Regions from separate parts of the Homo sapiens genome. Here region 2 is linked to region 1. Evidence: chromatin loops called from intact Hi-C (ENCODE). Cell type or tissue: sigmoid colon. All regions are shown on one strand. Links, peaks and the distances in the headings refer to the core of each region. The heading gives the core; the rest is flanking DNA.

The links. A loop is a pair of places that touch in the nucleus more often than their neighbours do. Peaks named below come from ENCODE experiments on the same cell type or tissue, not always from the same donor. Only the 100,000 strongest peaks of a DNase experiment are listed, where the experiment ranks them.
Region 2: a loop joins it to region 1, with 8 times the contacts of the local background. A loop is called at or near these places in 2 of 110 quality-filtered maps.

The regions. Positions count from the first base shown.
Region 1 is chr1:24,693,159-24,696,065 of GRCh38, reverse strand. No RefSeq gene overlaps it. Among named protein-coding and RNA genes, the nearest start is that of CLIC4, 51 kb to the left of the region's middle. RefSeq lists a silencer at 442-561. In sigmoid colon, for the core only: no CTCF peak of the experiment used is centred there; a DNase peak (open chromatin) is centred at 1,647; H3K27ac peaks cover 1,348 bases.
Region 2 is chr1:25,091,097-25,094,003 of GRCh38, reverse strand. No RefSeq gene overlaps it. Among named protein-coding and RNA genes, the nearest start is that of LINC02793, 51 kb to the right of the region's middle. RefSeq lists an enhancer at 2,199-2,907. In sigmoid colon, for the core only: no CTCF peak of the experiment used is centred there; no DNase peak of the experiment used is centred there.

The DNA of each region.
Region 1 (2,907 bases), core at 125-2,624:
CTGATACCCAGCGAGGAGAAGGGACAAAACCAGAACAAGAGCCGGCGCCTCCTGACTCCAGTTCCAGTCACTTGCCAAAGCTGCCCCTTGGGAGGGTTTGGCATTTGTGCATCGCAGTGCTGGAGTCTGGTGTTCCCCTTGGTAGGACAGGCTATGGGGACTGAGTCCTGGACCATGAGGCCAGGGCAGGGCCATGACACAGGCTGAGGGGGAGGCATGCAACCTACCCATCCAGGCCTCTCCCCAGCTGTTGCTGGGTCAGGTGCTGACAGACTTTCTCCCTGCTGAGCCCTCTGGCATGCTTGGAGCTCAGTGGTGATAATCCAGAACTTCTCTTCCCTTGGAGGGCTCTTGCATGGAGGCAGAGTTCTAGATAAGGACCTAGAGCTTTGCCCTTTCTTCCGGCCCACCCTCCTCCTTTCCTGGGGACTTAATGAAGAACACCAGGGACGGAAGTAGTCACTCTTGGGCAGGGACACTTGGCCGCCCTAATCAGCCTGCCTACTTCCTGCCCTGGCTCCTGCTCTGAGATTAAGAAAAACAACAACCTCTTAAATTTAGACAACTTCTTTGCCATACATGGGGGATGCTCACATACATGCCCTTATTAAAAATGTTTTTACCCAATCCTCACAATTTGGATGACAAATTATGATCCCCATTTTACAGATAAGGAAACTGAGGCTGAGCAAGATGAAAGATTTACCCTGGCCTTAGAATTAGTAAGTGTTCAGAGTTTGTTCGTGAACCTAAGTCTTTGTTTTTGTTTTGTTTTGCTTTGTTTTGAGACGGAATCTCGCTCTTGTTGCTTAGGCTGGAGTTCAATGGCAATGGTGTGATCTTGGCTCACTGCAACCTCTGCCTCCCGAGTTCAAGCGATTCTCCTGCCTCAGCCTCCCAAGTAGCTGGGATTACAGGCGCCCGCCACTGCGCCTGCCACCGCAACTGACAAATTTTGGTATTCTTAGTAGAGACGAGGTTTCGCAAGGTTGGCCAGGCTGGTCTCAAACTCCTGACCTCAGGTGATCCATTCGCCTCGACCTCTTGATGTGCTGGGATTACAGGCGTGAGCCACCGCATCTGCGCAAGTCTTTGGTTTTGTACTTTTTTATTCTTTATTTTTTAAAGGTCCTCTACCATTTCCAAGACATAGTCTTTCTCTGTTTCCCAGGCTGGAGTGCAGTGGCACGATCACGGCTCACTGCAACCTTGATCTCTTGGGCTCAAGCCATCCTCCCACCTCAGCCTCCTAAAATGCTGGGATTACAGGTGCATGCCACCATGCCTGGCCCCTCAAGTCTTCGGACTCCTAGCTTTCCCCTCCCTACTCCTATCCTTGAGCTCCTGTGAATGCCTAGAGGGAGTGTTATGTGATCGAAAACAGATGAGTGCTGAGATGTTCAAGCTGAATTTGAATCCCAGTTACATGGCTTACTTTTGCTGGACTAGTTACTCCACCCCTCTGGGCTTCAGTTTCCTTATCTGTAAAAGGAGATAATTATAGTAACCACCCATCAGGTTTGATGTGAGAATGACACAAAGCAGCCACATGTGAAGTACTTGGCACATAATAAGCAGAAAGCACTTAGTGAACCACAGCTGCTGTTTAATCACGGGTCCTGCTGGTGAGGCCACGTCTGTCCCGCAGCTCTCTGCACGTACCCTGTCTTGCTGCTGAGCCTCTGTTGCCTCCAGTGCCTTGCCCCGTGTCCTTGCTGGCTGCTGGGAGGATCAGATGAGATGGTGAAGGGCAAAGGGCATGAAGTATGCAGCTTTTTCTCTGCCGGGGTATGAATGACCACGCAAGACCCGGTGTGTTGGAAGTGAGGCTGCTCCTAAAATTTCATCATCTTCTCTGGACAGAAGTGAACTAAGAAAACCCCAAAGCATCCTCAGATATGTTAATACAACCTTCTGCATTCAAAAAGGAGGAAACTGTGGCCCAGAGAGGAGCAGGGACTTCCTCAAGGTCACACAGCAAGGCTGAGTGGAAGCTGGCCCAGAGCTCTTCCCACCTGGCCACATGATTCCTCTGTCTTCCTTCCCCCGAAGGGACTGACCCAGAGAGACCTGGAAATTGTTGCCCAATGTTTAAGGGCAATTACAGGATGGAAAAGCCATGTCTTAGCAGGAGTGGCCAGTGGAAGGATGAGTACCATGGTCAGGAGTCCATAGAACAATGTGGTTTTCCTGTACCCAGCATCACTGGTGGCCATGGGACAGTAGTGTGTACCCACTATGTTGCCCAGGCTTGTAGTATAAAGGACCAAGGCTGAGCATGGTGGCTCACACCTGTAATCCAGCACTTTGGAAGGCCAAGGTGGGCAGACCACCTGAGTTCAGGAGTTCGAGACCAGCCTGGCCAACATGGTGGAACCCCGTCTCTACTAAAAATACAAAAATTAGGCCGGGCTTGGTGGCTCACACCTGTAATCACAGCACTTTGGGAGGCCGAGTGGGCAGATCACGAGGTCAGGAGATTGAGACCATCCTGGCTTACACGGTTAAACCCCGTCTCTACTAAAAATACAAAAAATTAGCCAGGAGTGGCGGTGGGCACCTGTAGTCCCAGCTACTCGGAGGCTGAGGCAGGAGAATGGCGTGAACCCAGGAGGGGGAGCTTGCAGTGAGCCGAGATCGCACCACTGCACTCCAGCCTGGGCAACAGAGTGAGATTCCATCTCAAAAACAAAAACAAACAAAAAAAAAAAACAAAAAAAAAGGACCAAGGCCAAATGTGGTGGCTTACGCCTATAATGCCAGCACTTGGGGAGACTGAGGCAGGAGGATTGCTTGAGCCCAAGAATTCGAGACCAGCCTGGGCAACATGGCGAAAACCCATCTATATTAAAAATACAAAAAAATTAGCCAGATATGGTGGTGTGAGACTGTAGTCCCAACTACTTG
Region 2 (2,907 bases), core at 307-2,806, 400 kb before region 1:
CCCAAAGCTCCCCCAACACAAGATATTGTATGCAGCAGGCATTTCCTGAAAATTGGAGAGTAGCAGGGGGTAATGTCAGTACAGGGCAGTGACCAATTTCAAAGTTGATGCTAGACATCATGCTTCTGGAAATGTCTCAGCCATGACCCACAAGCAGAGATTTCTTTTCTTTTTTTGAAATGAGACAACCACACATTTGGATAGTGTTTCTATATTCACCATCCATTTTTTTTTTTTTTTGAGACAGAGTCTCGCTCTGTTGCCCAGGCTGAAGTGCAGTGGCATGATCTCAGCCCACTGCATCCTTTGCCTTCCGGGCTCAAGAGATTCTCCCACCTCAGCCTCCCGAGTGGCAGAGACTACAGACATGTGCCAGCACACCCAATTAATTTTTGTATTTTTAGTAAAAAGAGGGTCTTCCCATGTGGCCTGGGCTGGCAGCAGAGATTTCTTGTTTGCACTGTCCCTTCTTTGACTCTGTCAAAGACCCTGTTTCTCCTGTTTCTCTCACTCTGCTGCAGCCAATGTTCCCCCAATTCCAGTTCCTTTCCTATGCAGAGCAGGTGGGCCCTGGGCCTCCTTTGTACAGAGCCACTCGCTCCCAGTCTTCATTCATGTATAGCATTACATGAAATTATACTTATTCTTTAATTTATCTTGGATCAAATTCTTGGGTAGGGCCTATTCCCCCTGACGAAAGCAAACTCTGGGACTGGTGGGCTGGGGGCTCTTTTCAGACCTACAGAATCAGAATCCCCCAGGTGAGGTCCAGTGATCTCTTTTGTTAATGAGTTTCCCAGGTGAGGCCCGGGGTGGCCTTGGGGAACAGATCTTGGATCTACTGATGCCTCTTCCAACACGCTTAAACGAATCGAGGCCACAGTCTGGACTCTGGGTCTTCCCTGTGAGATCCCAGTATAGGTCTGTCAGCCACCCAGATCCCAGGCTCCCTCATCTGCTTCTGCAAGAGTCAAGGCTTGCTGGCTTGTCCCCACAGAAGGGACACATCCCTTTGAACTTTAGGCTGGGAACATCAAAGAGAAACCCAGGAGTCCCTCTGGATGTCCTCACAGTTCTGGAAGCCTCCCTGCTACAGGCCCTGTGGAGATGTAGGGTGTGTGGAGATCACCCTTGGCCCAGAGGGGAAACTGAGGCCCAAAGAGAGAGAGACAAGCTTTGTTATTTGGCAGTGTGCTTCATATGGAAAAGGCAGTGCTGCAGCTGCCAGAAGCTGTGCAAACCAGAGGGAGAGTATGTTCTGTTACTGTTTCTGTTCACATGAGGAAACAAAAAAAAAAAGGGAAAGTTCAGGCTAAGTGCACAGAAGAAAATAATGGAAGTGCACTTAAAATGGAAACTGGGGCCAGGTGCGGTGGCTCACGCCTGTAATCCCAGCACTTTGGGAGGCCGAGGCGGGCAGATCACAAGGTCAGGAGTTTGAGACCAGCCAGGCCAACATGGTGAAATCCTGTCTCTACTAAAGGTACAAAAAAATTAGCCAGGCATGCTGGCACATGCCTGTAATCCCAGCTATTTAGGATGCTGAGGCAGGAAATCGCTTGAACCCAGGAGGCGGACGATGCAGTGGACAAAATCATGCCATTGCACTCCAGCCTGGGCGACAGAGCAAGACTCCTTCTCAAAAAAAAAAAAAAAAAAAAAAAAAAAAAAGAACCTAACAAAATGGTTAGGGCTTATCTCTGCTGGTGGAGTTGGAGTAGTTTTTACTTTTTTCCCTAAGTTGTCTGTATTACTAATAACAAGATATATTTGAATTTAGGACCAAAGGGAGGAAAGCTGTAAGTGCCAGGGATAACTGGGAACTTGGGGAACTCATGCTTCAGGGATTGTGTGCCCCTTTCCTGGCTTTGTGGCTGGCTCTGTGGGCTACCTTTCTGCCTCTGGGGCAGGTGGGCCAGAGAGTCACATCCCCACCTGTCTCCTGGGGCAACAAGGACTCCCACTCCTCTGGGGACACTGGTACCTCCTGGCCCCTCAGTTCAATGTGTTGACACCTGGACTGGGGCTACAGGGGTTTGGCTTGTAGGATCTATGCACAGACCATCTGGCCATTTGAATCCGAGCATGCCTGGCTGTGGATAGACAGATTTCTGATTACAGACAGATGCACAGAGAGCTGGATCTGGCTTGGGAAACACATGCAAGTGGTGGCCACCTCTGGCTGGAGCCCAGACGTCTGTGGCCTTATGGTCACTCCTGCTGAAAGTCTCGGGGCTAATTCTCCTCATCCCACCACACCACAGGCAGAGTCAACATAGAGATCCGTAGGTTAAGGGGTTGGGGGCTGTGGTTCTGTCTGTGTCTGCACAATATTTGGCAAATCATTTAACTCCTCTGGGCCTCAGTTTCCTCACCCACAAAGCCATGGAGCAGAGGAAGCTGACTGCTGAGGTCACTTCCAGGGCTGACATTCTGGGATTCTATTAATATTAAGCCTCTGCTGCGCTGCACCAGTAGCCAGGGCCCCAGGGAACTGCATCCACCCTGGTGGACGGACCCTGATGGGAGGTGGGGGAGGGACAGGACCCCAGCTGCAATGGCAGCCAGGCCTTTTAATAGCTCTTTTGGGGTGGCGTGGGATGTGGTTGGGCAGGGCTCCATGGATGAACTCAGGCAATGTTCTCAGAATGTTGACTGGTTTTAAAGAATCTGAATTGCAGAGCTCAGGTTGAAAAGGGCATGGAATCTTATTCACAAGGTGATAAAGGCAGGACCATGAGTGAGTCACTTCCACTCTCTGGGCTTTGTTCCTCAGCTGTTCAAAGAAGGGGCTAAACTTCTAGGTCTCTTAAGATCTCTCCAAACATACAACACTGATGCAACACGACAGCAACTGTCGAGGCTGCCATCGGCCGAGCAGAGCCCGTTTTCCAGAGGAGAATCTGA